Regions from separate parts of the Mus musculus genome. Here all the other regions are linked to region 2. The links are chromatin loops, found by intact Hi-C in ENCODE. Cell type or tissue: heart. All regions are shown on one strand. Each heading gives the region's core, and the rest is flanking DNA. Links, peaks and the distances in the headings are about the cores only.

The links. Peaks named below come from ENCODE experiments on the same cell type or tissue, not always from the same donor. Only the 100,000 strongest peaks of a DNase experiment are listed, where the experiment ranks them.
Region 1: it touches region 2 in a loop (4-fold over the local background); 14 of 42 quality-filtered maps call a loop at or near these places.
Region 3: a loop joins it to region 2, with 3 times the contacts of the local background. A loop is called at or near these places in 15 of 42 quality-filtered maps.
Region 4: a loop joins it to region 2, with 5 times the contacts of the local background. A loop is called at or near these places in 20 of 42 quality-filtered maps.

Annotation. Positions count from the first base shown.
Region 1 is chr4:131,965,496-131,973,329 of GRCm38, forward strand. It overlaps Epb41 (erythrocyte membrane protein band 4.1), which reads right to left. Exons shown (of 21, transcript NM_183428.3): 12 at 2,293-2,480. Among named protein-coding and RNA genes, the nearest start is that of Tmem200b, 48 kb to the left of the region's middle. In heart, for the core only: a CTCF peak has its summit at 3,555 (motif pointing left); no DNase peak of the experiment used is centred there.
Region 2 is chr4:131,912,569-131,920,402 of GRCm38, forward strand. Gm12992 (predicted gene 12992) reads right to left here and starts at 7,461. Exons shown (of 5, transcript NR_102393.1): 1 at 7,200-7,461; 2 at 2,876-2,953. It also overlaps a transcript of Tmem200b not described here. In heart, for the core only: a CTCF peak has its summit at 4,089 (motif pointing right); DNase peaks (open chromatin) are centred at 4,013, 4,643, 6,433, 6,733 and 2 weaker places; H3K4me3 peaks cover 3,204 bases; H3K27ac peaks cover 3,570 bases; H3K27me3 peaks cover 904 bases.
Region 3 is chr4:131,974,197-131,982,030 of GRCm38, forward strand. Epb41 (erythrocyte membrane protein band 4.1) reads right to left here. Exons shown (of 21, transcript NM_183428.3): 9 at 4,614-4,766; 10 at 1,342-1,439; 11 at 488-660. Among named protein-coding and RNA genes, the nearest start is that of Tmem200b, 56 kb to the left of the region's middle. In heart, for the core only: CTCF peaks have their summits at 3,206 (motif pointing right), 4,024 (motif pointing left) and 4,225; a DNase peak (open chromatin) is centred at 3,215.
Region 4 is chr4:132,075,549-132,083,382 of GRCm38, forward strand. No RefSeq gene overlaps it. Among named protein-coding and RNA genes, the nearest start is that of Epb41, 7.4 kb to the left of the region's middle. RefSeq lists an enhancer at 1-3,679. In heart, for the core only: a CTCF peak has its summit at 4,248 (motif pointing left); DNase peaks (open chromatin) are centred at 2,093, 3,023 and 4,213; H3K4me3 peaks cover 1,595 bases; H3K27ac peaks cover 2,148 bases.

The sequences.
Region 1 (7,834 bases), core at 1,311-6,310, 52 kb after region 2:
ACTGCCAAACACATATGCACATCCAACCCAGTTAGCAAGTTAATTCACTTGTCGGAGCTTAACTTTTCTTCAGTAATAAAGACAATGTCTCCGTTTCCGGTTTGTTTGTTTTTGAGACAGAGTTTTACTATGTAGCCTGGGCTGGCCTTCAACTCCATTTCCCAAGATCTGAAATTACAGACACGTGCCATCATGCCCTACTTAGAACAGACATAATGTCTTCATAGAATTATGTATACACTGCAAATACTAGTTTTAAATCATTTCATAGAGCTTAAGTTCATTGTTTAAACAATACGTCTTTTGGGTCTTTAGTAATCTAGCAGGAGAAAATGGAGAGCCACCGCTTCAGTTTAAGAACTGAGGCCAATCACCCAGCCTTGACCTGAGTGAGACTATGTGCCTGGTCTCACTGCAGCTTGCTGTACCATACTTGGTTGATATCCCTGAGAGGCCTGCTCTTTTCTAAGAGGAGGTGGGGAGGTGAAAAAGGAAGTGGGGAGAGAATGGGGGGAGGGGAGGGAGGGGACACTGCAGCCAGGATGTAAAGACAGAAGACTAAATAAAAAGGAAAAAAAGAGAGTTATGGGGCTGGAGAGATGGCTCAGCAGTTGGGAGTATTATCTCCTCTTCCAGAGGACCAGGGTTCAATTCCCAGCACCCTCATTGCCTCGCAACTGTCTGTAACTCCAATTCCAGTGGATCCAACACCTTCACACAGCCACACATACAGGCTAAATACAAGTGCATATGTATAAAAAAAGTTAAATAATGAGGAAAAAAAAAAGAATTGAGGCCAAAAGAGGAGAGCAGATACATACCTATAGCCCCAGCTATTAGGAAGGTTAAGGTAGAAGAGTGTCTTGACTGCAGGTGTTCAAGACTAGCCTGGGAAACATGCAAACCCCATTTCATTTTGCCAAAGCTTCAAAGGCAAAAGAAACTTATTTTTGATGTACTTGCATGCCTTATGGGCAAAAGTAAAACTAGTGAGATAGCAGAAGGCCAGCAGTGTCTTAGCCATTAGTGTCATGGAGACCCCCCCCCCCCTTTGATAATTCCAACAGCCTCACACTCTCTAATAAGTATGGAAGAGTCAAAAGTGTAGGTTGAGGGCTGGATTGATGGCTCAGCAGTTAAGAGCACTGACTGCTCTTCCAGAGGACCAGGTTCAAAGCCTAGCAACTACATGGTGGCTCACAACCATCTGTAATGAGATCTGATGCCCCCCTCTGGGGTGTCTGAAGACAGCTACAGTGTATATAATAAATAAATAAAATCTTTTTTTAAAAAAAAGTGCAGATTGATACATTCCAGCATTAAAAACTGAACAGGTATTCAAAAGCCACAAGGAACCTGAAGACCAATGTCATGGACACCAGGCAAATGTCACTAAAGACAGAGAACCTGTATGTTATACTTAACAGTTAAAATAAAAATAACAGTTGCCCACTGTCCTACATTGAATCATATATTGACCAGGCTCCAAAAGAACAGCCTGATCTATGCACTATCAGTATGCAAATGAGAAGGCACTCCCCAAGGTCTTACCATAAAGCGTCATTCTCAGGACTGCCACCTCTCATACTCTTTCACAAAAGTGAGACTGCATCTACTTTAACAGGCCAGAACTAGCACTGTGTAAATGTTATTTAAAAGCTTGAACATATATAAAATATTAGTTCAGCTATGATTTCTGAGAGATCTGCTAATTAACCAGTGATTTTTCAACTCAGCACAGTGACTATGGTTATACTCAGAACTCAGAATGATCAACCCGGAAGCATAATTGTTCCCACGAAATAGATCTTCTCCTTATCTAGCCGTTAAATGTTTAAGTGTCTGGGCTGGAGAGATGGCTCAGCAGGTAAGAGCTGGCTGCTCTCGCAGAGGACCTGGGTTTGATACTCAGCACCTACATGGTGGCTCACAACAGTCTGTAACTCCAGTTACAGGGGATTTGATGCTCTCTTCTGACCTCTGCAGGCACCAGACACGCACATGGTGCATATACATAAATTCAGGCAAAACACTCATACACATCTAATAATAATAGTAATAATAATAATAATAAATTAGGAAATCTTTAAATAGCTCTATAAATGTGCTTTATGCAAATCTATTATTTGAAAATCAAATTCTAGAAAAATACACAGGCAGTTGGTAAGAGATGACTTCTTTTAGAAACAATGAGAAAGGGCAACTTTGTTGGGAAGCTGTAGGATTCAGCTGCTCTGAAAACAGGTGTAACTCAGGAGTGTGCTCTAGCTGACCTCGGCATCTAAGACATACCTTCCATGCTTCTGTGGGCTCCGGCTCAGCGGGCTCAGCCGGCTCTTCTCCCCGCTTCTCTTCAACCTTCACAGCTTCCTTTGGTGTTTTTTTGATAGGTGCCCCTGGCCCTTCTGTGACCTGACTCTGAGCAATGGCTGGGGCAGAGGTGGGCCGAGGACTTCGGTCTGTGGACTCAGCAGCTGCTGCTGTGTGAGGAAAAGAGGGAAGATCAGACGAAGGCAGGTGTCACTCTCCTTACTGACCTCAAAGTCACAGGGTGAAACTGCCAATCCAGGACACTCGGGACTGTTGTAGCCTCCTGTATCTGTCATATAGAGGAGAACACAAACTGTGCTTTTTAAGGTAGATGATGGCAACAAGATAAACATCCTCAACGGAGAAACCAGGACATCTACATCACTGTTTCATAAATGCTAAATTCGAATAAAGACTGAAAAAAGAAATCAAAACCCACTTAACTTATAGTCTGTTTAAAAAAAAAAAAACTTGCAATAAAGCTTGGATTCAGGGTAGCTCTCCCAATAAGCTGCTTTGAAATAAATGTTTATTTTTAGATGGTCTCAGGAACCTAAACATCTGATTAGGTGAGGTGGATAAAGCCTGTTGTCTCGCTTTTCGTTTATTGTTTTTCTATGAAGCTTCTACAAAATTATTACAAAAAGAAAGAAAGAAAGAGAGGGGGGAGGGAGGGAGAGAGAGAGGGAGAGGGAGAGAGAGACAGAACCTTTAAAAATGGCTCTTCTGGTGAGACAGGAACTACTGTTTGACATGTGTAAAGGTAAGTCTTTGTGCCAGACAATCTCTTTTAATAAATCAGTTAATTAAAAATTCAAAAAAGGGCTGGAGAGATGGCTCCAGAATTAAGAGCACTGATGCACAGTTAATGTCTGCTCTTTCAGAGGTCCTGGGTTCAATTCCCAGCAACCACATGGTGGCTCACAACCATCTGTAATGGAGTCCGATGCTCCCTTCTGGTGTGTCTGAAGACAGCTACAGTGTACTCACATACATTAAATAAATAATAAATATTTTTTTAAAAAGTTAAAAAAATTCTGGACTTTCACCCAAAAATAAAGCATTAACTAATGGAGCGCCCTCTCCACCTTGCCAATGCCTTACAGCCCTGTTCTGTAAAGTACTTGGAACACTGACTCTCAACCAGGGTTGATTTCCCCCCAGGGCATATTTGACAATGTCTGGAGAAGTTTTGGTGTCACAGCTGGGGCAGACAGAGAAAGGAGATGCTGACACCTAGTGCACAGAGGCAAAGGCAGCAGAGGCTGAGGAGAGAAGCCTGCCTGGGCCGCTCTGGAGAAAAGACACTGTACAGGCTGACTATAAAATCCTCTGCACTTCATTAACTGTGACTTGGATTGGAACTACTTGGCATCTGCTTTAGGTAACTTAATTCAAAATAGAGAGTGGAGCTATAGCTCAGTGACAGACTGCTTGCCCTGCAGGCAGGAGGCCCTGGGCTCCACCCCCAATATCACAAAATAAAACAAGAAACAGTCATTATCTTTAGTTTTTAATCTTTGTTCTTTACTTCCAGGGTAAAAAAAGAAAATGTCCATACATTTTGTAGTAAAGCTTACTCAAGTTTAATGTCAAAACTAAACCTTTGTTTTTTTGTTTGAGAGAGGATTTTTCTCTACATATCCCTGGCTGTTCTGGAACTTAGCATGTAGATCAGGTTGGCCTTGAACTCTCAGATATCTGCCTGCCTTTATTTCATAAATGCTAGGATTAGGGGGCTGGAGAGATGTCTCAGAGGTTAAGAGTACTGGCTGCTCTTCTAAAGGCCCTGAGTTCAATTCCCAGCAACCAAATGGTGGCTCACAACCATCTGTAATGAGATCTGACGCCCTCTTCTGGTGTGTCTGAAGACAGCTACAGCGCACTCATATACAATAAATAAATAAATAATAAATCTTTTTTTTAAATGTTGGGATTAAAGGTAAGTATGTCCCATCACATTTACTTTAATACTTCATTTTAAAATTGTATTTAATTGTTAGTTATCTATCTGTCTCCTTGTGTGCATGTTGGTGGGGTGTGGGGGCACGCACACACGTCACAGCATGTGTGTAGAGGTCAGAGGGTAACCCAGGGCAATTGAGTCTTTCCTTTCACTTTGGGGTCAGGGATTGAACCCAAGCTCTCAGCTTTATGTGCCAAGCACCTTCACCCACGGCGCCATCTCCAGGGCTCTGATTGAGACATTCAGATAACAGGCCCTCATTCTTTCTTGTACTGAGACTTTTATTAGATTTGAATACTCTTTTATGGAAGCATACAACTTTATTATGTACTTTCTTCAGACTACTGAACATAATTTATTCTGATACATTTATATTTATAAAAAAAATAAAGCAAAGCAAAGGAATTCCTTAAGCCAGAACAGACTGACAAATAGAAAGTTACATCTATGTTATACAAATGACACCACGAAAGAAATGCTTACTATCCTGCAATGATCTCCAGAGAAAGACTTCTCAGAGGATGCCTAGCAAAAGAATAACAGAACCGTTGAGCCTGTCTCATCTCGCAATGACAGATCTGTGGCCGCTTGCGAGTCCCTGTTGCTAATGGGTGCTCTCTGCTAGTCAACCCAAGAGTGGCAGATGGTAGAGCAAGCCTAACAAAACAAGGGAACTGACAAAATATTTTTCTCACAGTTGTGTTAATGCCTCGGATTACATGTGTATTCACACCTCCTCTCAAAAAATTAATTCAACTCTGCCTGAAATCATAGACACATAGCCCTCGCTTTCACCATGTGTTATCTTGCTACATGAATTTGGTTCTAATCCAATACTAATACTGCAGAGCCAAATGATTTATGTCTTCAGCATTCCTATTGTGCATGGGAAAGTAGATACAAATATAAAAACTAATGACTAGATGCAGAAGTGGTCATAGTTCACAAACTGGAAAATACCAGCTATAATGACCATCCCCCACTAGGAAAAGTAGTAAGAAACAAGCCAGACAAAAGTGACCCTCACATGAGCCCTCGCCTCACATGGTGGTGCCAGGAAGAGACCTGAGTTTCCTGTGGAATGTGAATGATGCCAACTGTAGGGGAGCCAGGGAGAGAATACTCAACAGGAAGAAAAATACTTAATTCTAAATATCAGTAACTTCTAACACCATATACTTCAGTCCTTCTACTTATTTTGCTATGAGCTAATACTATTTCAAGAATATGTTGGGCAAAATCAATTATTCAGGTTGGAGAGATGGCTCAGTGGTTAAGAGCTCTGACTGCTCTTCCAGAGGTCCTGAGTTCAAATCCCAGCAACCACATGGTAGTTCACAACCATCTGTAATGGGGTCCGATGCCCTCTTCTGGTGTGTTTGAAGAGAGCAACAGTGTGCTCACATACATGAAATAAATAAATCTTTAAAAATATTAATTATGTACACAGTGACATATAACTCAACGGAAGGATACCACTTAGGAGCCCTGGAGAAAAGCAAATTCCCTTCAGTTTTGCAGTAAGGAGGCTACAAACTACAGATCACAATAAATATGGTCAGCGCTGTTTTATGTTTTCAACAACTTTACTGTGATATAATTTATATATTGTACAATTTGCCCATTTGAAGTAATTAAATGTTTATTAGTACATTAGTGATTTGTATTTAAGGTGTTTCAGCGTGGGCTGGGAAAGTGACTCAGCTGGTAATGTGCTTGTGGGCAAGTATAAGACCTGATTTCAGATTATCAGCCCCGTGCACTAGCTACGTCTATGTCTGTGAACTTAGCTGTGGGTTGGCGAGCAGATCCCTGCAGCTTTCTGGCAAGCCAACCTAGCACACTGGCGAGCTCCAGGTTCAGAGAGTGACCCTGTCTCAAAAACATAGCTGGAATGTTATCATAGAAACACTTGATGTCAACCTCTGGCCTCCATGTGCACTCACTGACATGCACTCATGTTTCCCTGGAAACAGACAGAATTCTCAGATGCTCGTGTGCACAGCAACAGCCTTCTGATGTCCACATACGTGCTACTGCATAAGCAGCCATACCTGCTCACCCCCACACATGCACCAATATGACAGACATCAAAACCAGAGGAAAGCGGCACGAACCCAGTAGGAAAACTCATTAACTGCTTAGAGCAGTGGTTCCCAACCTGTGGGCAGCAACTCCTTTGGCAAAGTTCTATCTCCAGAACTACTTACATTATGATTCACAGCAGTAGCAGAATTACAGATATGAAGTAGCAACAGAAATAATTCCATGGTGGGGTCACTGCATGGGGAACTGTATTGAAGGATCCCAGCACTGGGAAGGGTGAGCACCGCTGGCTTAGAGTAACACCTAGAACATACTAAGTGCTTAATGAATCTTAACTCTTGCAGCTTTCATCCTCTCCTTTCTAAAAGTGAGAGGGTGAAACGCACACCCAGGGCTAGAGGACTGAATGGCTCAGCGGCTCAGGCGCTGGCTCTTGCTGAGGACCCTAGCTTCGTTCCCAGCACCCACTCTGGGCAGCTTACCTGTAACTCCAGACCCAGAGGACCTAACATCCTCTTCTAACGTCCAAGGACACCACACTAAGTACATATGCTCACACACAGATACAATTGAATTTAAAAATAAAATAAAGCACACATCTCAGAGGACCGTGCTGGCTTCTGCTTCTACTTCTAACTAGGTTTCTGATTTTGGTGAATTGCTTATGTTCTCAAGCTAAGTAAGGGCCTGGAGAGATGTCTCGGTGCTTAAGAGCATTGGCTGTTTTTCCAGAGGACCCAGGTTCAACCCCCACATGGCAGCTCAAAAAATTGTCTGAACTCCAATTCCAGGGGACCTGACACCTTCACACAGATATACACGCAGGCAAAACACTAATGCACATAAAAATAAAAATAAATAAATAAGAATGATAAATATCAGTAGACAACTATCCGAAGAAATCAGAAAAAGAATGTTTCAATAAAAGTGTAGAGAAAAGTTGCCAGGAGTGCTGGCACACACATTTAGTAACAGTGCTCAGGAGGCCAAGGCAGGCGGATTTCTGAGTTTAAGCCCAGCCTGGACTTCAGAGTGAGTTCCAGGAGAGCCGAAGCCACATAGAGAAACCCTGTCTCAAAAAACAAAAACAAACAAACAAACAAAAAAGGAGTTATACTAAAGTTCAAGCGGAGGTCGGGTGACTTACTAGTAAGGAATGAGCTAGCTAATAGTGTCACATGAACACAGTAAAGGCACAGGTGGAATGACAACACAGAACAGAAACCTGTTTCCCTACACCCCAGATGCTGGGACCTCCTTCCACTACATGGAATAAAACTTGATTTCTTTCCTTTCCCTTTCCCTTTCCCTTTCTCTCTCTCTCTTTCTCTCTCTCTCTCTCTCTCTCTCTCTCTCTCTCTTAATATTTATTTATTGTATGTATATGAGTGCACTGTCACTATCTTCAGACAAAGGCATCAGATCCCATTACAGATGGTTGTGACCCACCATGTGGTTGCTGGGTATTGAACTCAGGACCCTTGGAAGAGCAGTCAATGTTCTTAACCACTG
Region 2 (7,834 bases), core at 1,898-6,897:
GGTTTGTTTGTTTGTTTGTTTGTTTGTTTGTTTGTAAGGGGGCACAGCTGAATGTCCCCAGATGGCAGTTGTTTGGTTCAGGAGACAGTGCTGGGCAACAGTGGTTGACTCCAGCTAGGAACAGAGATGAGCTACTTAGGGGTCTCCTCGGGTGTTGGAGGTAGGTAACCGTAGCCTCAACACAGCCAGGCCGTAAAACAGGTGCAAACCAGCTGTGCCAGGTGCAAACCAGCTATGCCAGGTGCAGACCAGCTGATGGATGGAGCGCTCCCTCTCCTAGCCCCAGAACTGTTTCTTCTTGTTTTGAGACTGGGTCTCACCATGTGGCCCTGGCTGACCAGGAACCCACAGAGATCCACCTGCCTTTCTTCTTGAGTTCTTGGATTTAAGGTGTGGTGGACACCATCAAGCCTGGCTTTCAAAACTATTTACTTACTTATTTATTAATAGGTTCACATATAGCCCAGGCTGCCCTGGTACTCACTATCTAGCCCAGATGACCTCTAGCCCATGACAACTTCCTGGTTCAGCCCTCTGAAAGCTGGGATTACAGGTGTGAGCCACCATGTCTGGCTCTTGTCACCTAGATTGATAACCGCACAGAAATGCACCTTTGGGTGAGGGTAGGGGTGAGAAGGCGTTTTCAGAAAAGTTCCTGGAGAGAGAAGTGAAGTGCTCCACCAGTATGTGGTCAGGAGGCGTCATGGGGGGGGGGCAGAGGCTAGGAATGAAGGAAACAGGGAAAGTGAGCTGAGCCCCAGGTTCATCTCTCACCGCTTTCTGCCTGACAGACACAGCATAGCCAGCTGCCTCACACTCTGACCCTGATAGACCACACCCTTAAATTGGGAACAAAACAAGCCCTGCCCTAAATTGCGTCTGTGGGCATTTTGTCACAGCCGAGGGAAAGGCATAGTCTACCCACTTTGACAGTCTGTAGTCTGAGATTAGGGGTTGGGAAGCCGGAACCCATGGCCGAAGGAGCCTGCTTCCCCACTGCCGGGTGGCCTGCGAGCTCAGAAGTGTTTCAGCAGCTTCAAATGGTTGTGGGTAAAGGTAAAAGCCATACCAAGTCCCATCAGGTCCACTCTGGGCCCAGCCACGCCTGCCTGTTTGGAGCTTGCCTGAGGCAGCAGAGCGAGGCTGGAAAGTCCTCAAAGCCTAAAATATTTACTGAGCAGAGCTGGCAGCGTTGCGTGGTTAGTCAGCCACAGCCTCTCCACCACACTGAGGGCACAGGGAAGAGAAGGAGAAGGAAAAAAATTAATGTGGGAAATTTACACATGACACCCAGAAAAGATCCACTTTATAACCACCATCGGAGGCAGTGACATACGGTGTTGAAACCCTGATGAAGCTGATTTAAACAAACAAACAAATAAAAAGTTCTATTTATGTGTGTGCCTAGTCTCCAAAGAAGTCAGAAGATGGTGTCGGATCCCTTGGGAGTAGAGTTACAGACAGTTGTGAGCCTCCGAGGGAGTGCTCTGTCTCCAATGAAGCTGAGTTTTAAGTGGGAAGAGGTTCTGTGGCACCGTGTGTGTGTGTGTGTGTGTGTGTGTGTGTGTGTGTGTGGTGCGTGAGAGACAGACAGACTGCAGCAGACTGGCAGGACTTTCCGACCTAGAGCTTAATGCAGACTAGGCAAATCTATCCCTCCCTCAGCTTCAACTCCAGCCTCTAGGACTTCTATTTTATCCAGCATGGCAGCTAGCCTGATAGGAGCTGGAAAGGGCTCTGATTCCCTCAACTTCAGGAAAAAAAAAAAGGCATCCCTCAGAAGGGTAACCCTGGAGACCACAGCGGTGTTGCTGGGAGTCCAGAACTTTGCTTCTGCAAAGCCCGAGGTCACAGTCTGGGAGGGAGGGGCTGGAGAAACGCTAGGTCCTGAAGCCTTCTGGATGCAGAAACCAGGGCACTCCTAGCTCCACACGTAGAGATCCTCAGAACTGAGTTGTCTTAAAACAAAACATCTTAGTAGAACCAGGGTTTGTGCGTTGGGGCTCAGGCAGAGCTGACCCTTTGAGGGGGTCTGGCCTTTCTCTGCCTGGTCGCTGTGTTCTGGGCTTTGCCTCGCGATGACTTAAGGAGTTAGAAGATGAGGTTCTGCACTCGTGAAGGCAATCTCGAGAAAAGAGATTCTCCAAGGCAACTGAGAATTTCAGGGGACCCCATTAGAATCACAGTTCTTTTTCTTTGCTTTTTTTTTTTTTTTTTTTTTTTTTTTTTTTGGTTTTTCGAGACAGGGTTTCTCTGTATAGCCCTGGCTGTCCTGGAACTCACTTTGTAGAGTTCGAACTCAGAAATCCGCCTGCCTTCGCCTCCCGAGTGCTAGGATTAAAGGCATGAGCCACCACGCCCGGCTTCTTTTCTTTATTAAGAGAATACATTTATCTTTAGTCCTTACTTCCTAGGCAACCCCGGTGCTTCTTGTCCACCAACAATCTCTGGGTTGCTCCTAAAGAAACGCAAGTCACAACCACCGTACTGCGTTGGGCCTGGTACTACCGGTTATGGGCTAAGGCTGCCGACCGGAGTGTGAACTGCTGCTGGAGGGAATTAGGAACCACCCCGGGGGCAAGAGGGAGATCGGATGTGGCAGAAGCTGGGCAGTCGTCCCCTCCCAGACATTAATCCCGAGAGAGTAAAGAAAAGTGCCCAGTACAAAGGCCTTTACAGTGTCGTTATTTATAACCGACTTGGGGAGGGAGGCCAGCCAAGCCCCACCACGCGGCGGGCTCGTAAATCCAGGCACCATTCCGCAGCCGCAGCCGAGCGCAGCAATCCCTCCCTCCCGATCTGCTGCGCAGGCATCGGTAGCTACAGGGGTGGGTGGGGAAAGGTAGGGCGAGGTGGGGGCGAGCCAGGCACCTACCATCCAACTTGACCGTGGAACTTTCGCTGACTTGATTCATCTTCGGCCCTCCAGCATCTCTTGGCAGGAAAGGAATCACTGAAGATGTTTGAAAAAAGAAAAAGAAAAAAAACGTCCTGGGGCATCATGGGTGATTCTTCCAAGCCAGGAATTCGGCTTGGAGCCAATAACGCGGAAACATATATAGGTAGGGGAGTTTTGAACCATCCAGATGAGGCTCTAGGGAGAATCCTCTAGGACTTAAACGCCCCCACCCCACCCCACGCCCGGGGGAACAGTCTTTCCTTTCCCCTGTAGTGATTTGTCGCGGAGTATGGTGGAGGCAATTGATCTGCGATGCCTAAATGTTAGGTGCACGCAGGGGTGAGGCCCTGGGAAGGTGATGTGCTGACGGCATTTTCCCAGGAAGGGTTTGAGACTGCTGCTGCTGGATCCTCCTCTTAAGTTACTTAAATGCTCTGAGCCATGGTCTCTGCTAGCTCTGGGTAGAGAGGCCTCTGGATGCTCACAGCCTTGAGGTCCAGACACTGACACCTCCCCTCTCCCATTAACCCACCCCCACCCCGGCACCTGCAGGATCGGGCTTGGAGCCGAGTGGAGAGGCATCCTTTCCCACCACATCCCACTCTGGAGGCCGCCAGTCCCATTTCACGACTGAGGGTCATGACAACTGTGGAGGCCCCCCTGCGGCCTGCAGCCTTGCCCTGTCAAATGAATGGTGTGACTGTGGACGCAGAGGCTCACTAGGAAGATAGCTGCGCAACGATGAGGACGTATGAGTGGGCCTCTGTCCCCTGGGCCGGTGGAAGTCACCACAGACCCATCAGACAGAGAGGTATTCTGTCTGATGAAGGGGCGCTCCTCTACATGCCTGCTGGATGCTCAACCTAGGGCTGCGTCCGTGCAAGCCGACCAGGACAGAACCCACACAGTACAGAATGGAGCGTAGCTCTGTCGTTATGGGGTGATTTTGCACCCTTTAACCAAGAGGGCCTGGGGGAGCAAGGGCTGCTAAGAGCACTACAGAGCCCAACGTAAGCTGCACGTGGCGGGGATTGGGGTGGACATCTGCTCTGACCTCCCCAGGGGAGCAGGGTGGTTTGCAGGGAGTTCACACGTGAGGCCGGAGGGCGGGTGTTCCTGAGGATCGAGGACACGTGGGCACTAGTGAGGCCAGCGGGCACACTCGGGCATGGCTGCGGCCCGACCGCCAGGGGGCGCCCCACACATGCTCCATTTCTCCCTTAGCTGGGAACCTCCTACAGGGTCTGGAGCCTATGAGACCAGGAGCCCACTGCCTCATTGGCAGTGTAGTTTGTTACTAAAGGAGTTGCCACATTCCTGTGGTGTCTGTGGCGGACTCCTAGTTGTCTCATAGCCCCATTTCCCAGCTTCCCGTGAAATCTTGGCTGTGCTCTGGGGTCCCCATCTCCTCATTCTCTGGGGTCAGGCTCCTGGAGACAAGGGAGAGCAAGCATCTTTAACCACAAGGGCAAGGCAAGTGCCACCACCTAAGGGTGGTGGAGCGACAAGCCCACAGCCACCCCAGGGACCCCAACAGCTAAAAGTTCTACCTTGCTTTTTCCAGCACAAAACACCCAGCGGGTAGGAGCGACTACACCAGGGTGGGTGGGTGACCTGCCACCCTACTCCCCTCCAGGGTCATTCTGCACACCGCAATGCCATTTCCCAACCTTACTGCGCAGGGAGGCAAACGGGCAGATATTCCCTCACTCTTCTCTTGGGTGGGTGGGGGGTTCCTGCTATGCCCTATCAGCTGAAAGTGCTCAGGAGGAGGAAGGTGGGGACGATGGGCACAGGGCCACACCTGTTGTGGAGAGGAAACCCACGTTTCCGGCCAGCAGCCCTGCTCCAAGGCCTTGGCAGATCAGCAGCTCAAGTCCTTTGTGGGACCCTCCACTCCCTCCCAGGGTTTTGAGAAACTCCTCCCAGCCCCGGCTCCTTTGGACTTCCTGGTTTGCCCTGTCCTGTTCCAGTTGACTGGACCAGGGGAGATGTTTGCTCTGATAAGGCCTAGTTGGAACTTTTAGGAGGTAGGATGGAGCTAAAATGACTGCCGCTGAGATTTCTGGACACTTCCAGGGCTCCACCAGGCTTCCTCAAGTCTTCAGAGGAACTAGCTGGGACTTCCCTAGGGCACCTGCTGTCTCCACAGCCTTTAAGTGGACAGGTCTGTTGCCCCAGGAACAGAGTGCCTGTAAGAGCGCAGAGAAGTAGCTAAAGAAAAGGACTGGCCTTTTCTTTACAGTGGGAGGGACTATAGGAAGTCCCAAGGTCCTTTAAGTGGTTAATACTGTCTTCTTGGGGCTGGAGAGATGGCTCAGTGGTTAAGAGCACTGACTGCTCTTCCCAAGGTCCTGAGTTCAAATCCCAGCAACCACATGGTGGCTCACAACCATCCGTAATGAGATCTGACGCCCTCTTCTGGGGTGTCTGAAGACAGCTACAGTGTACTCATATATAATAAATAAATAAATCTTTAAAAAAAATACTGTCTTCTTATGTTGTTCACGAGCAGGCATAGATGTGAGCAGGGCAAGGCTGGGTACACCTGCCACAGAAGCTGGTTCCACACCGATAAGGGTGAAAGCCCACCTCAGAGACTGTACAAAGAACTGGGTAGACCAGAGAGAGGAGCCTAGTCAACTTCCATCCAAGTACGGCTTGGGGAGACGACTCTATTGTCACAAGGGCCTTGTTCCCTCAGGGGCTCCAGGGTCACCAAGTTCTGCCTTCTCCGCTCTAGGCTCTAGAGAGTCACAGAATCCACATTAAATTTTCCTGTCAGCAGCCCAAGGACACCTAGAAAGAGCCCAGCATCACCCAGAGTAGAGCTTCCAGAGCGAGCATGGATTCAGCGAGCTACAGCCACTACTCTCTAAGGACCTGAGCTCTTGGTGGGTGGGATTAGTTCAGAGTCCTGAATCCCAACATTGCCAGGTACTGGCAGGGCCACCTGGGGCAAGGAACTCCTCCTCTCTGGGACTCAGCCTTCAGGAAATAGAGCCTTGGGAGTCTGGGTTCATCTTGTGAAACAGGGCTCACACTCAACTGCTCCCAGTCCGGCTCTACCATTCTGCTAGGATGGAGCAGGACCACACTCTGTCCTTTGGACAACTCTAAAGTCTTAGCTGACCGAGCTGATACACCTCTAGGTTAAAGTCACTAGGGACAGGGGTGTACAGAGCACACTGCCGCCAGCTGTCTCCTCTAGAGATGGCTCGGGCTGCACACGCCCTCCTGGTTTAAAGAGAAGATGAGGATTCCAGACCCTGCACATGGTAGGGCTGTGCCCGCTTGTCTTCTCGTTTTTTTTCCTGTGTGTGTGCGCGCGCGCGGGCGTGCACTCTTCTCCAGGATGGCCTGGGGTGACGGTGTCACATTTCTGGCTTCTACCCCCATCCATTCAGGCTCCTCCCAGTTCAGAAGGGAAAGCGGGTGTCTAGGTCACACAGAGGCCAGGGCAGAATCAAATCAGGTCCAGACTGCCTGGGGATTATCACTGTCACCACCCAGAGGCCTCTGGCCAGCCACACATCTGCAGAGACAGGATGAACCCCCACCCCCAGCCCCCAGCCTGGGAGGTCCCTCTGCAGGGGAGGCCTGTGGGAAGGGAGGCCTGCCTCCCCGTCCTGGTTTCCTATCTTCCTGCTTGTTACACTTTCTCTGAGCTCTCAGAGAGAACCAGAGCCAGGGTTCTACCTGGGAAAGGGACCTGTAGTCACCACCCCCCTCACAGCTCAGCCCAATGCCTGAGGCAGTAGTCAGAGGACAGGCAGGCTGATGTCGAGCACTTTGCTCCAGGTGTTCAACATGTGTGCGAGCATTTCAGCTCTGAGAACACACTGTGGTGCTATTTGTTCTTATAAAGATAGGGAAACTGAGCCCTGGTGAGCTTAGGTGTGCTCTCCTCTCCCACCCATCTCCTTCCTTCCTCCTCCCGGGCCCAGGGTGGAGGAGAGGAGGGGGGTGAAGGAAGTCATAGGCCTCACGTATATATGTCTCTCTAGCATGGAGGGCCAGCTAGGGCACACATTCCCTTGAGCACAAGGCTCTAGAAAGGAGCAAGTCAGAACCAGCCTTGGGCCTCAGACCTCAATGCCGGCCAGCAACCCCCCCCCCCCCCAAACAGGTCAATCCCCAAGAGCATTGTCAGCTCAGCTGTGTGCAGAGGGGGCACGGGAGGGAAGACCTGGCCCAGGGCTCTGGAGGAGCACGAGGTGCAAAGGGGAATCCGTGTTCCTGAGAGAAAAGCCAGAAACTGGATAAGCCTTGGGGGCCAGAGTTCAGAGGGACTGGGGACCTAGGCAGCTTCAGCCACACGGGCCAGGTGAGAAGGTCTGGAGCATGCTCAAACCACACCGGCTCTGAAACCATTCGGACAGCACCAGGGAGCCAAAGAGGGTTTTCAGCAAGGGGCAGATGCACATTTGGGACGGTGCTCTGTGACGTTTGCAGACCAGTTGGCAGGGACAGGCGGCGGGCAGACTGCAGGGACTTTAAGAGATGGAGTTGCCCGAAGAGGACAGTGGCTACAGGAAAGAACCGGCTGGTTCTAGATGAAGAGGAGAGCTGGGGCCTAAGTGTGCTCTGGAGGTGAGTGTGGACCTCGCCAGTGGAGGTTTGGGTTCTGGGACCGATCAGGAGTCCCAGGCAGCTGAGAGTGAAGCTTGTGCCCTGGGCTTGTGGTCTCAGTTGTGGGAGGGACACCCGGAAGACAGGGGATCCACACACCCGCCCGGGCGGCGGGCGAGTGAGTAGGAAGTCAACACAGGCAGATGCCTCAGGCGTCAGCCCTGGAGAGCAGAGGGAACGGGAGGGCTCAGCGTCTGTGGGGCAGGGGTGCCTTCTCCAGATCCACTTGGGAGGCTCTGCGGCCGGGGGATGCCGGTCTCCGGGGCCAGAGGGGCGAGGGCCGCGCGCGCAGCCGGCTCTCAT
Region 3 (7,834 bases), core at 1,039-6,038, 61 kb after region 2:
AACTTCACTTCTTATTCTTAAGATGGTTTTCTTAGCTCTGTTATTGGGTTTTGTTTGTGTGCTTGGAGTCAGGGTCTCACTGTGGCTCTGGCTGGCCTGAGACCTCTGTGTAGGATAGGTTAGCACTGATATCCACCTCCTCTGCCTCCCAAGAGCTGGGAGCGCTAGGATTAAGGGTCTGCACCACCGCACACAGCCTTAAGTTCTTAAGTCTGGATTAGTCAGCAGCACCCCTTTCACTTGGCCACTGAGGTTCTCCGTAAACTGGAGATAGTAGAATTATTATAAATAGTCATACTGCCAAGTTGGGCATGGTGCCATGCTTGTAACCCCAGCACTCAGGAGGTCAGCACAGGAAGCTAAAGAGCTTGAGGCCAGTCGCAGATATAGTAAGTTCTTATTTCAAAGCAACAACAGTAAAAACCCCTTATGCTTCCTTTATCTCTCTCTAAAGATCACGGTAGCATCAATAACATCTAATACAAACCTCCATCGAGGCTCCTGGACGCCCGCTTGCTTGCTGTCCGCTCAAAGTGTGGAGCAGGCCTGTCAATCAGGGCACTGGCTTGCCTGGTCTGAGCTTGAGTCCGGCCACTGTATCGGAATTTGGATCCCAGGGCAAGAAACTTGCTTTTGGGGATGGTGTCTGTAGAGGTGAGTCTGGGAGAGAAAAATGATAATAATGCTCCTATTTTATTATTTTATTTGGATTACTTTATTATTGTGACTATAAAACTAAAAATCAAACCAAGAATAAAGATGTTTTTGAACTCTTGTGGCAATTTCTAGTCAAGCAATCCCTATTGTAGTCTGGGTCATATCTCAAGCAACCAGAAGTCATTTAGTTGGGAGCTATAATATTAAAAACATTAAGTTTCTACAGGTAAGGTCTCACAGTTTACAAAACGCCTGATAGCACTGCAGGATTCACACAACATCCTTGAAATGTATCTGATTTTACAGATACAGGAAATTGACACATCCCATGAAGAAGTTACTTGCTTAAAGCTATACAGTTATTAGGAGGCGGGTCTGTAGCAACCTATGTCCAGGACAGTTCAGCTGCTGTGAAAGCAACCAGAGCCCCAGGCAAACACTGGGTCTCACTCTTTACTTCCGCTGTTCTTTTTACAGTGCATGGAAAGGCACCGTGGGAATGCTGAGCCATGCTTTCCAGCCAAAAGAGGAAGAACCGGGTTCGCATTGTCTTGATTAAGTTGCTCTTGCCTGAGCTAAATAAAATGCCAGCTCCACAGAGATGATAATTTCAATAACAGATTCAAAATAGAAGCAGGCACAAATAACATATCCTTGGGAAAGAAATACTTGAGCAGAAAATACCTGAAGAACGTGTGATGCTCCACACAGACCTTCCATAGTTTCTTGGCCGCTCGATAACTGGGGAGCTTGAAGCCGATGGTACTTTCATAATGTTCTTGCTATAGAGGGGCAAATAAACATAAAATATAAATACTATTCAATCAGAGTGACACAGAGCCTGAGAAACAGGATACCATCGAAGAGATACCACACAAACAATGTCTGGGGGTTGGCGAGATGGCTCAGTGGTTCCAGAGGACTGAGGTTCAATTCCTAGAACCCACATGGTGGCTCACAACCATCTATTACCACCGCACCACCATCTGCTCCCAAGGGACCCAACACCTTCTTCTGACCTCCATGGGTACCAGGCATGCATGTGATGCAGACACACATGCAGGCAAAACATACACACACACAATATTTTTTAAATTAAAAAAAACATATTAATATTTTTTCTTATTAAAAGAAATTTGCTCAGCAATGGAGGTTTTGTCCAAAGTAATAAGGTCAGGAAGAAGGTCTTCTATTACTTATACATCCTAATTTTTAGAACACACACAGTATGCAGGTACTGCCCTGAGACACACTTTAGTCAACCTTTGACTGTCTAAAGCTGCTTTTTGTTAGTCACAGACCTGCATTTGTAATTATAGATTACTCAGTAATCAGGGAATGAGACATCCCATAATTGCTCCAGCCTACCACTATTATTACACAATAGAAATTAGTATTGGGAACTAAACATTTGTCTCAAACCAGATGACTGTTTTTTGTTTTTTTTTTTTTTTAAAGCAGGGTCTCCCTACGTTGCCCTGGCTTGTCTGGCTATGTAAAGCACAGAGCTCTGGAATTAAGGTGTGTGCCTCCTTCTCCAGCCCAGATTCTTTTAATTTTTAAAACTGACACACACTGACTTGTTGAGAATGACTGGTGTGTGCATATGTTGCAGAATACCAAACGAGGCTACCTGGTCTCTGGACTAACTCATGAGTCTTTTAAGAATACTTAAAAGTCATCCTGTTGGCCATATGGGAAGAGTCAGTGCTGAAGACGAAAGCCCGGCCTTACACTTGCTAGTGTACCTCTCAGCAACCCTCCTGTAACCCGCAGTCACCACGGTGGACAGCGAGTCTCTGCGACTTACTTCCTCCTCCTGCCAGGCCTACTAGAAATCCATCTATTTCTATGCCTTCGGTCTGCCTCTGTTTCCACCTCAAGCACACTTTGTAAGACGGAAAAGGAAACAGGTTTGTTTGCATGCTCTTATTTCTAGCAATGGTCCTTCTATATCTAAGTATAATTTTACACATGGAGACACTGAGGTCAGAGAAATTATCTGCTCAGTCAGCTATGAGATGGCACAGCCCTCTGAAATAGTCATGGCACCTCACTTTTCAGAATCCTGCTGGTCTCAGCTGATTTGAGGAAGAACTGTGTATTTTCACATATATTGGATAGCTAAGACTTCAAGCCGAAGACTTCTCATAGCATTTATTATATTTCTTTCTGTGTATGTACTTATTTCTGCCTTCCTATATTAAAATGCAAGCTGGCTGAAGAATAGCATTCTTTTACTTACTTTTATATTTCTAGACCCTAGAATAGTCACTGACACAAAGAACCTGTTTAATAAACATTTTGTGGCGTGCATGCCTTTCAATGTCAACACTAGAGTCAGGGCAAGCAGATCTTTTTGACTTCCAGGCCACACTGAGGGGCTGCATACAGAGACCCTGTCTCAAAAGCTTCTTTCTTGTTAAGAGTCGTGGATTTGAAACTCGGAGGGAAGATACTGATAGGTGCTTGCACAAACAAATGAGTATGGAATGAAACAGTGCTTCAAGGCACAGCCAGTACTTCCAGGCTGAGGCAGTACCACTGTTGACCAGCAGATGGTGATACACACACACGACGCCACCTCAGGTCAGCCTGGGCTTCTCTGGGACAGAAAAGTTACTATCTCTCATGAATATAAGGACACTCAGCTTCTGATCTTTCCAGACTCACTTCTCTAGGAAGTGGTAGAGAAGAATTTAGAGCTTTTTAAAAAATGCCCTGGGTAGGAAATAATTTAGTGGCTAAAAGCACATACTGCTCTCACACAGGATTTAAGTTCAGTTCCCACCACCTACATCAATCCCCAGAATCAACATGGTAGAATGAAAAAACCTCCATGTTGTCCTCAGCCACTGCGACATGTACTTGTTCATTATTGTATAAAGTTACCAGAAGAGATCTGACAGAAAAAAAGCTCCAGCTCCAGGGCAGTCAATGTCTCTCATGTCCTGAGACACCTATACTCATGTGCACATACCCAGACACATAGCTCCCTAAACAAACACACACACACACACACACACACACACACACACACAACATACAACACACACACACACACATACAAACACACACAGACAGACACACACACCACATACACACACCACAGAGACAACACAAACACAACACATATGCAATACACACACATAAAACACACAAAAACACACAACATATACAACACCCACAACACACACACACACACACACACACACACAAAATCTTCAGGACATTGAAAGCTACATAGACAGACCTCTGTAAAAAACAAAACAAGGGCTAGAGAGATGGCTCAGCGGTTAAGAGCACTGACTGCTCTTCCAGAGGTCCTGAGTTCAAATCTCAGCAACCACATGGTGGCTTACAACCATCTGTAATGGGATCTGATGCCCTCTTCTGGTGAGTCTGAAGACAGCTATAGTATATTTACATAAAATAAATAAATAAATCATATATATATGTATGTATGTATATATATGTGTGTATATATATATATATATATATATATACCAAAAGAAAAATAATAAGGATTTATGTTTAAAAAAAACAGTAACTTTAAAAAAATGAACTCCTATTTAAACAATTTTCTGTTGTACAATGATAGCTTCTTTATATAAAAGCTAAAATTATGTGGGTATATCCTGAAATGTGACCACCAATTTGGGAGGTTGACTTGTTTACTTCTGTTTAGTAGGTGTTAGAGACAGGTCTCACGTGGCCCGACTTGGAAGTTCTGCTCCCCCTTCTCCGTCTCCCAAGTGCTAGGATTAGCTGCAGGAGGCCTCCTCAGATGGCAGGTTTTCCTACGTATCTCAGGCTCACCCTGAACTTGCAATTCTCCTCCTGCTTCAGCCCCCGACTACAAGTCCGGAGATTACAAGCATTTGCTACCGTGTCCCGCTACAAGGGATGTTTCAGTCCATGTTTGGTTTGAGTGAAAAGAAATTTAAGTTATGTACCTCTCCAGGCCGGATCTTGATGAAGAAGCTGCTGCGTTTGTAAGAAATCTTTAGCACTTTGGGCCAAGGAAAGCGGTTAATTCTCAACTTGTCTTTGTAAACCAGAAGGCCGCTGGAGCAGACGCCGAGAATAATGTCCACTCCCTCCAAGTCCTGAAAGACAAGCAGCGTCATCCTCAGCACATTATTGGCTATTATTAAATAACCCAGCGAGATCAGCAACCAGAACCTGTCACAAAGCAATTGGTAAAAAACAAAAAACAGCATCCACTGGCATGCTGTCTAAGTCAGAGACAGCCTCAGTAACCCAGCTAGGTGTCAAGGCATGAGTTACCGCTATTAGGCCAGTGAGATGCCCAGCAGATAAAGGTGTTTGCTACCAAGCCTACAACCTGAGTTACATCCCCAGAATCTACATGGCTGGCATGAAAAACTCCCACACTGTCCTTGGATCTCCACACCCACTGTGACGTGCACATGTTCATTATTGCATGAAGTTAGCATAAGAGATCTGACAGTAAAAATTTGATGTTAAGTATATTAAATTTTAAGTACTATTCCTAAGCCCAGAAAGAACACTATAGAAAATGGCATTATATTAATGTACCTAATTATTAAGAAAAAATTAAAATATTAATCACCACATAACTTAAGAAAAGCAAACTACACCTGAATTAATCATGACTATTTATCTAGTTATCAAACCCAAATGCTTCCAAAATTAAATGCTTCTTGACTTCTTTTTCCTAAAAATGACTATAGAGAAAATTATTAGCACCTAAATGTATTAATATAAGAATTACAGAAATAAATCACACACAGCTTCAATTCAATGACTGAGATCTTACCAGAAGATGCCCTTTTATGTTCTTAAAGCCCACAGTTTACAACCATCTTTCTCTTTTTTAAAAATTTAAAAAACTTAGTTAAATATTTGTGGGCTCATACCTGCCACAATGTAAGTTAATCATGTGTGGGCTCATACCTGCCACAAGTACTTATGGAGGTCGGAGGACAACCTGCAGGAGTTGCTCTCCTACCACATGGGTCTTGGAGATCAAACAGCTCACCAGGTTTCGTACCAGTGCACTGAATCAGGCTGTCAGCTTCCTTTCTCTTTTGCTGACGTTATTTGAAGGAACACTTTGTTTTGCAGCATTTAGGAAAGGCGCACGCTATCTGACTCCATCCACTTCTGACACCAGCCTCCATCAGGAGACAAGACGTAAACAGAACAGACTTGTCATGGAAGTGCTCCTGAGCCGAGGTTCTGATGTCCTAACAGCATGTGACAGGGTCATGGAAACCGCTGTCCAGTGCAGAACGATCCAGAGCACAGCGATGGCTCCAGAAAGCCAAGTGTGCAATGAAATTTTACCAAATGAACAGAACCTAAACATGAACTCATAAGACATTCAGGCAAGGAGAATCCTGAAAATTATCCACGGGTCCAAGAGAGACCAGATGCTTGAACGTCTGTTTCTAAGTTTCTACCAGTGAGTTTTCTGAGTATTCGAGGATAAATAAGAGCGAAAGAGCTTTAGTTCATCATCCTCTGAGATAAGCCTATCACATCTTTGAAGAACTTTACTAAACAACTTGTCATATTGAGCTAAATAGTAGATTTCCCTGTAGTTTCCATAGATATAGTTTCTATTTTTCTAGCTCTGGGTTTATGCCTGGACTCCATGATAAAAATCTCTTCAGTTTTAATTTTTTATTTATTTGAAACAGGGTCTTATGTAACCCAGGCTATCCTGAAATTCCCCATTTAGCTAGGAATGATACTGATCTTCTGATCCTCCTGCCTCTACTTCCCAAGGGCTGGGATTATAGGTATGCACCAACACCTGTCATTTATGTGCTGGGACTGAACCTAGGACTTCATGCATGCTAGGCAAGCGCTCCACCCTCTGAGCTCCATCTCTAGTCCCATTTCCCTTTTGTGGCTAAGTATCTCTACTCTTTTATTTCTTACTGGATGTGGCTCTGTCTACATCACAGACACTAGTTAAGTACCTTTAAATGAGCCTGGGACCATCCCTTGAATCCTTTCTCTGCAACCTTTCCAACTCTCCTAGCCATTTTAGTGGCCATTTAGTAGCCAAGCAACTTGCATTAAGTAGGCAGGTCTGTGATTTTAAAGCTCAGGCCTCTGATTTCCTAACCCAGTAAGTAATTCTCAAAAGAGCTATAGTTTATCCAGTGTGCATGAGTCACTCGAAGAGCTTGTCAGGCACACTTCTGAGTTCCCACCCACTTGATTATTAGCTCTGGGAGAAACCTGAAATATTTATTTCTAACAAGTTTCTAGGTGATGCCAAATGCCACTGACTGAGAGACCACACTTAGAATCCCTGGCCTTGGGGAATGGCTCTGATTCAGACATCATTAGCCTCATTTGGAATGGTCATTATAGCTGAAGCTAGAGCCTCTTCAAGGCCAGCCTATAAACCTGGGCAGAGCTCTGCAGTCTGCATATTTAATAAATACCTAGGCAATTCTTAGGTGATGCTCCCTGTGAAACGGAAACGCACCTTTCTGCCTCTCTGTATTTTCAAATATAACTTTATTTTAGAAAATACAATCTATTTTTCTTTAGATGTTCACATTTTTATCTTTACAATGTTTTGGTTGAAAAATTTTGATCGTGAAAGTGGTAAGGGATATCTGGACTGATACCTAGAATTCTTAAAAACAACAACAACAAAAAACTATATCAATTCAAGTTGGGCATGATGGCACAGGCCTGTAAACCTAGTACCTGGGAGGCGGATGATAGCAAGTTATAGGTAGGACAGGGCTACATAGTAAGGCTCTGTCTGAAAACATAAACAAACAAACAAACAAATTCAACTCTCTTTTTTCTCTCTTTGTAGCCTAGGCTTGCCTTAAACAATCCGCTCGCCTCCAGAGAACTGGTATTACAGGTGTAATCTGCCACACCCAGCTCCCTCACTGTTCTTCTCCCATAGTCCTTTGCTTCTTCCCTTTCTTTCTCCTCTCTTTTTTTCCCTTTGCCCCCATGGAGGGAGTCTTGCTATGTAGCCCAGGCTAGCTTTAGGTTTTTAGATTTATGTCTATGGGTGTTTTGGCTGATGTATGTCTGTGTACCACATGCTTGCAGTACCCAGGAAAGCCAGAAGAAGGCACCTGATCTCCTGGAACTAGAGCTACTGATGGTGTGAAAATCAAGCCCAAGGTGTCCTCTAGAAGAGCAG
Region 4 (7,834 bases), core at 1,514-6,513, 160 kb after region 2:
TGGTCGCTGACGTCATGTTGCAAAAGTATAAAGCAATTTGCCACGTGGTGCTGACCCTAAGGCGTTAGGTTGGAATGGGGGTTGTTCTAGGAGAGTTAGGGAAGTGACCTTGACGACATAGACTTACCTGGATCACCTGTTTCGCTAATTAGTTCTGTATGACCTTGAGCAATCCACTTCTCGGAATCTGCAATGTCCCCAACTAGAAATCTTCTGATGTTTTCTTGAGGATAAGTGACATTTGGTATATATCAAACCAAGTCTGGGACCCAAAAGTGTGTCCATTACCTGGAGTTCTGATTTCTCTTTTGCCTGCTTTGTCCCTCTTCTCAGTGGCTTCCTCTCCCAATGATCTGCCCCCATCAGCCCTGGAAGAGGTCTATGTAGTCAATGGCCTAAGACCCCTCCTCTTCCTCGCATTTCAGACCTGCCCTTGCTCACATAGTGACAAGCAAGGTCAGGAAGCTGGCTGACTCCCAGCATGGACTCATCCTAACTAAACTACCCCAGAATTTCAAAAGCTCTTCATGAGATTAAGGCCAAATCTGCCTTGGGATTCCCACCTACAGAGGACAAACATAATCCCCCTTTTATTCATAGGAATCAGAGAGTCAAATCCTAAAGCCATGGAGTATTCACCATGCCAGGGAGCCCTGGAGAGTGAGACTCTTGTTTGGACAAATGGAGAAACTGAGGGTCACTGAGGGCAAATAACTTCCTGAGTTTTGGTGACCTGCATTTTCATCATGGAGCGGGAGAGTCACTCAGGGGCACAGAGAAGCCTTTTGAGTCCTTTAACCAGAAATCTGGATGTTGCAGAACTGGCTATATGAACCCCGTACAAAAACCTGGGACATACACCCAGGCTCCCAAGCCAACCAAAACTCCTCTCTCCTACTACCCAGGGCAGTGTTGTCTATTGGTCAAAGCTAGAAACTCGGATGTAGCCTGCTTACATTAATTCAGGTTTGAGCCTGTGGGTAAGCTTGTTTCCCTGGGGGTAAAATACGATGTTGCACCAACATTACGTAGAATTGTTGTGCTGGTTAACTGAAATGGAAACTACAAATGCAATTATTCAATCATGGATCCAGTATTATTTTTTTAATTGCTATCACATGTATCCAGTCATGCATGCCAGAGAGAGCAGACTATGAATTCTTTAATTTGGCCTCAGTAAACAAGGGCTCCCGGGCCAACTGCCTCCTTTCCCGGGACTCAATCTAAGGGCTGCCAATAGGAAAACCCCAGCCCCGGGTTGGACAGAGTTATTCTAAAGGGCTGAAGAGGCCCCACCTCTCAGCTCTCCGGCATGAGGCTCCAGCTCTGTTGGGTTTTTGCTGCTAGTGGGTGACTCAGCAACGCCGGCGCCTGGCCCTGCCTGATAAGCCTGTGTGCCTATGTGTGAGTTTGTACTTGGGAATACATCTGAGAAAGTGTTTGTGAACTTCCGTGTGGGCTGTCAGCATACTGGGACTTGGGGGTTGGGCCGGGGGAGGGTGAGCGTGAGTTACCTACGGAGGGTGACTATTCGTGCCCTAGAATCAGAATGCCTGGCCCTGAGCTATCTGCACCTAGGGAATTTTGACCTGCCCCTGGAACCTCTGTGCTCAGGCACCTGTGTGTTTCCCGTTGAAGCACTGGGTGAACAACCAATGCAGTCTTGGAAAGCCTGTGGAGGGATATAGGTCACTGCCTCCGCCAGGAATTCTTAGCGTCCCTCTTGGGCCCTACCTGAGAGGCTCCGTGGGAGAGGTGACATCCTGAAGGGACAGTTCACATTTCCTCACCGCTAGTATTTTCTATCCATCTGCTCATTTTTTTTTATATCATTAAATTCTTCCAGTCAGAAATGCTTGACGCTCAGAGAGCTGATGTGACAACCACACAGTTCTGAAATAACTTCGAGGGTGACAGGCAGGGCACAGCTTTCTTCCTCTGGAGGCTGAAGGCTCAGTTTGCTGGGGCCTGTGGGCAACTGATAAACTGGGGGGGGGGGGGGGGGAAGGGACTTGTTTGTGTCAGCCTCCCTCCCCTTCTGAGAATGCCTGAGCCTCCTTATCCTGTCAGAGCCTGGGTGCTGTCCCCAGCTTCAAGTGGGCGTGAGCTGAGCGATAAAGCGCCCAGGGAATAGATGGGGTGTGGGGGGGTGACACGTGGGCGTACATATGTGGGAACATCTGTTTCTTCAACTGAACTTTATTTAGGACTTTATGGGAAGTTAACACCCCTCCCCTCAAAAACAAAGACATGGTAGCGTACCCACAATACTAACACTTCAGTTAGTATCCTAGGCCGGAGAATCTATCTGAGGCCAGCCCGGGGCACATGAAATCCTGTCTCGAAAACAAAGCAAGCAAACAAAAAGTTAATCTCTCTGAAAGAGAGAGAAAGTGAGAGAGAGAGAGAGGGAGAGAAAGAGAGAGAGAGGGAGAGAAAGAGAGAGAGGGAGAGGGAGAGAGAGAGAGGGGAGAGAAGAGAGAGAGAGAGAATGCTCAATGCTCTGCGTCTCTAGTCATAATATTTCAGGAGGCCAAGGCTTAAGAGAGCCTTCATAGTGTCTGCTATCCTATCTCAAAACAAACAAATTTTATAAAAACAAAACACAACCTAAATAAATAAATAAACAAAATTCATAACCTGCCAGGTGGGCTGGAAAGATGGCTTATTAAGTGAAGACTCCAGCTGCCAAGCCTGAGTTCCATCCCCCAGTACCTACATAGTGGAGAGAACCAACCCCCACAAGTTGACCTCTGACCCACACACAGGGGTGGGGTGGGGGTGAAAACATTTTTAAATTAAAAAACCAGATGTAGTGGTGTACACCCACGATCCTAGCACTTAGAAGGTGGAGGCAGAAGGCTCAGGAGCTCAAGGTCAGCCTTGGCTACACACTGAATTCAAGAGGAAGCTAAGAAGCCTCCGTACAGCCCTGTCTCCAAAATACACTGAACCCTACTAGTTCAACAAGCAGAAATATTGACCAATACCCTGCTAAGTCCAAGGGTAGAAAGAGGAACTCAGCCAGGCCAAAGGCATGCTGGGAAAGAGGGAACGCAATCCTGAGGCAACCAGGCAGCCCTAATCAGCCGCAGTCTGAATCCTGCCTCTGCTTCTCGCAGGAATCATAGCCTGTTTCTTCGTCAATCAGATGATGCAACGGCTCTCACACCCTGTCTCTCTTTCCCACTGGAGCCACTGGAAGAGAAAGCATTTGTATGTTACTCTCTAAGGGGGAATGTGTGTGTGGGGGGGGGCACACCCCTGCTGTGATTCACCACGGCTCCTATGAGGACCACCCTGAACTAATGTGTACTCAGAGCTGGGAAGGCAACATGGCTCCATTGGCAGCATGAAGAATGTTTTCTGGAGGAGGTAACCTTCCAGCTAGATTTTGTAGGATGAATTTACTACATAGGGTTGGAAAAGTACATTCCATATGGAGGAGGAGCCTGGGTAAAGACTCAAAGATAGGAAAATAGTAAAAATATGCGTTCCAGGAGCAAAACACACGGGCTGGCATAGCTTTCAAACCGAAGGAGCCATGAGACCAAGGTATTGAAGTTCTCGGATGCCAGGTCCAGGCACACAAAGACAGATTTGGGGATGGCTGGGGAGTGGGACCATTCATGGTATATGGGGGGTGTGGCAGTCATTCATAGAAGGAGGCTTGGTGGTGGGTATGGGGTCAATTATCTCAGAAGGACACATTGGGAACATGGGACAAATCTCTAGAATGAGTAGGTGGGAGTTGACATAAATAGAGAAAAATGTAAGTGTTCTTTGTCCCAGGTTAGGGTTGGAATGGGGGGGGGGGTGAATAAGAGAATGGGGGTGTCCCCAGACAAATTATGTTAGTGTATCTGTAACCCTGCCACCGAACGCTTAAGAATTCTGAAAGGCCCCACCGCTCTGGTTCCTCTGGTTTTGTTGCCATGTGTGGCCGCTGTCAATCCGGCCAAGAGAATCTCTGCCCAAGGAAGAGTCCTGGGTGTTGGGAGATGCCTAGCGCCTTGTCCCCTCTTCCCTTGCTTTAGAGAGGAATAAAATGGGGCGCGTGACCTGCTCGTGAACACAGGCCCTAAGCAGCCTGAGCAGGACTTGAACACACCACCTTAATTTGCTGGGGAGCGGGAAAGATTTGACCACAGTTGGGAAAGACCTGAGATGATCACCCACGCTTTAAAAAAAAAAAAAATCCAGGTAGAAGGAAAGGTGGTGTTTGGCGCCACCTAGTGTTATAGAGCTGAGGGGGCCGAGGCACTGAGTTGAGCCGTCTCAAGACGCTCCAGGGTTAGTGCCGGCCAGCATCTCATTTATAAGTAGGGGTTATGGGAAGGGGGCTTTCAGGCAATCTGTCTTGGGTTGCATAGCCAGGTCACACAACTCGCTAAGAGTCAACAAATAAAGGACATTATCCTATTCCTTAGCTCCTCCCTAAGTGCCCTTAGTGACTTTAGCTCAGTGACAGACAGCACATGCACGGTTGACAAGGAAGAGGCTTTAAGTCTGGACGTCGTCCAGCACCACAACACTAGAGACACAGCAAGAGGCGAGACGAGCTAGGCTGGACGACTGACCAGTTAGGCAAAGTCCAGACTGTAGGGTAGGCAGCTTGTTTAGGGCCCCGTTTAAGAGAAAGAAAAAAAAAGTGACCAGGTACAGGTTCTTGTAACCCCAGAATCCAGGAGGCAGAGGCAGGAGGATCACTGCAAGTTCAAAGCCAGCCTGGTCTACCCAGCAAGTTCCAGGCCAGACAGGACTATACTGAGTCTCTTTCTCAAGCAAAGACAAAGGAGAAAAAAAAAATTCAGCCAGGCATAGTGTCTCAGGCCTGTAATCTCGGCACTTGTGGATGTGGGGGTGGGAGGACTGTCATGAAGTTAAATCAGTCTAAACTACCCTCTGAACCCCTGCACTTTCTTCCCCTAAGAAAGAGAGCAATGGACACGATGGGGCACAGACCTGTTTTTTGGTTTTTGGTTTTTGGTTTTTTTTTTTTTTTTTTTTTTTTTGCACCCGGAACACTGAGACAGAAAGATCTCAAGGCCAGCCTAAGCTACTTAGTAAGATTCTATCCTAAGTGGGTGGGTGCTGAGTGATGTCATAGTCTATAGAAAGCTTGTCTGGCAAGTTTAGGACCTGAGGGGTTTTGTTAACCTTTATTTTTATTGGGCTGGAGAGATGGCTCAGTGATTAAGAGCATTTCTTCTTCTTGTGCCAGACCTGTGTCCAATTCCTGGTAACTAATGGTGATTCACAGCCATCTGTCACTACAGGTACAGGAAATCCAACCCCCTCTTCGGAATTCTGAGGGCACCACACATACATGCAAGCAAAACACTCATACGTTATAAAATAAATCAATTTTTTAAAAGAATGCCTCTAAAATTGTAAGGGTTACAAAAGATAAATATTATAAGCCCTTAACATGTGTGGCTCAGAGTACATGAGAAACAATCAGTTATTGATGCTATTGTTACTACTAAAGAAGGGCATAGATTTGAGAGAGACACTAATATCTTCCACAAGAAATCTACAGTAGGGCTGGTGAGATGGTGAGCATTGACTGTTCTTCCAAAGGTCCTAAGTTTAAATCCCATGTGGCAGTTCACAACCATCCATAATGAGATCTGATGCCCTCTTCTGGTGTGTCTGAAAACAGCTACAGTGGACTTGCATATAATAAATGGATCTTTTTTTAAAAAGTAGTCTATAACAAAATACTAAACACTAAGCCATAAAAATACTTATTTTTATTATTTTTAATTACGTGTGGGTTTGTATGTCAGGTGCCAGCAAAATCCAGAAAACAGCATGCTGTGGGATTTGGGAATCAAACCTGGGTCCTCTGCAAGAGCAGCCAGTGCTCTTAACTGCTGAGTCACAAAACCCAATGGCTATTGCTGTTGCTGCTGCTGCTGCTGCTGCTGCTGCTGCTGCTGCTGCTGCTGCTGCTGCTGCTACAAAATGGGGTTTCTCTGTGTAGCCCTGGCTGTCCTGGAACTTTCTCTGTAGACCCGGCTGGCCTTGAACTCAGAGATCTGCCTGTCTCTGTCTCTTAAGTCCTGGAATTAAAGGCATGAAGCCACTTCCGCCTAGTGGCCAAGTTTTCTTCCTAGTACCTACATAAAAACTTGGAAGGGTGTCCTAACTGTAGATATCCAGAACTGGGAAAGCAGAGACTGACAGATCCCTGGAGCACGGCCAGCCTGACCTAACCAGCAAGCCCTTGGTCCCAGGGAGAGTTCCCTGTCTCAACAAAACAAAAACAAAGCAACAACAACAACAAAACAAAAAACAAAAACAAAACAAAACCCAACAAGATGGGGCCAGTGAAGTGGTTCATGCAACCATGCCAGCCTGGGTTCAATCTATGGTACTCAGATAAAGAGGGAAGAAGAAAACCAACTTTAAGAAGTTGTCCCCTGACTTCCACATGTGTATCAGGGCACAAGCACTAATGGTAATGCATTTTAAAATAATGTTAGAGAAACAACAAGGTCTCTGGAGGAATAGCACCTGAACTTGACCTCTGACCTCTACGTGTATGCGTATACGTGCAGAAGCCAGAGGCAGTGGGTCTCCTGGAGCTGGAGTTACAGGGTTTTTTTTAATGCTGGACATAGGACTGGAGAGAAGGCTCAGCAGTTGAGAGCACTGGCTGCTCTTCCAGAGGTCCTGAGTTCAAATCCCAGCAACTATACGGTGGCTCACAGATGATTATCTGTAATGGAATCCAATTCCCTCTTCTTTTTTTTTTTAATTAGGTATTTTCTTCATTTACATTTCCAATGCTATCCCAAAAGTCCTCCATACCCTCCCCCCACTCCCCTTCTTGGCCCTGGCGTTCCCCTGTACTGAGGCATATAAAGTTTGCAAGACCAATGGGCCTCTCTTTCCAATGATGGCCAACTAGGCCATCTTCTGATACATATGCAGCTAGAGACACGAGCTCTGGGGGTACTGGTTAGTTCATAATGTTGTTCTACCTATAGGGTTGCAGATCCCTTTAGCTCCTTGGGTAATTTCTCTAGCTCCACCATTGGGGGCTCTGTGTTCCATCCAATAGCTGACTGTGAGCATCCACTTCTGTGTGTGTTTCCCTCTTCTGGTGTGCTTGAAAGTAGAGCACTAGCATACATTAAATAAATAAATAAATACATCTTTTTTTTTTTTTTTTTTTAAAGATGCCCGATATACGTGCTGGAAACACTGGCAACAGATCTCATAAACCTCAAGCCAAGGTCCTTCCTGGGACCCATGAAAATGTAGGTCAAGTATTGAAGAGATTCTGAAGCTAGAGTAGGATGTAGGTCTGGGTTTCACAGCCACTCCCCCAGGCAGGGCTTTCCCCGGCCCAACTCCTGGCTTCTTTGGTATGGTCATATGCTTAGAGCCAGGTTGGCCAGTGCCATGCAAGAAGAGCCACAGTGGGCAGGCGTCAGAAGCCATCTCGGAAAGGCTATGGCAAGCAAGCGAGCTTTCCTGCGATGGCCCACTGTTTGCATGGCTGCAATGGGAGAGCTCTTAGAGACAAGAGGCCAAGAGACTTCATCCTAGGATTGCTTCTCACTACTAATATGCTTTTCCTGACACTATCACATAGCCTAACGATTCCTGGGCATCAGCCCACCCTATTGGGCAGATCTCCTGCAGATCAACATGAAGAACTTCCATGAATTAATGCTAGATGAATTAATTATAGCATTCCTGATTTGATTCAAATAATTGTAGGAAGAAAGTTTAAGGAGATAGTCTTAACTGTCTAACACAGTTAAGTGCCATGCAGGAAGAGCCACAGTGGGCAGGCGGAACCTGTAACCACAAAAGA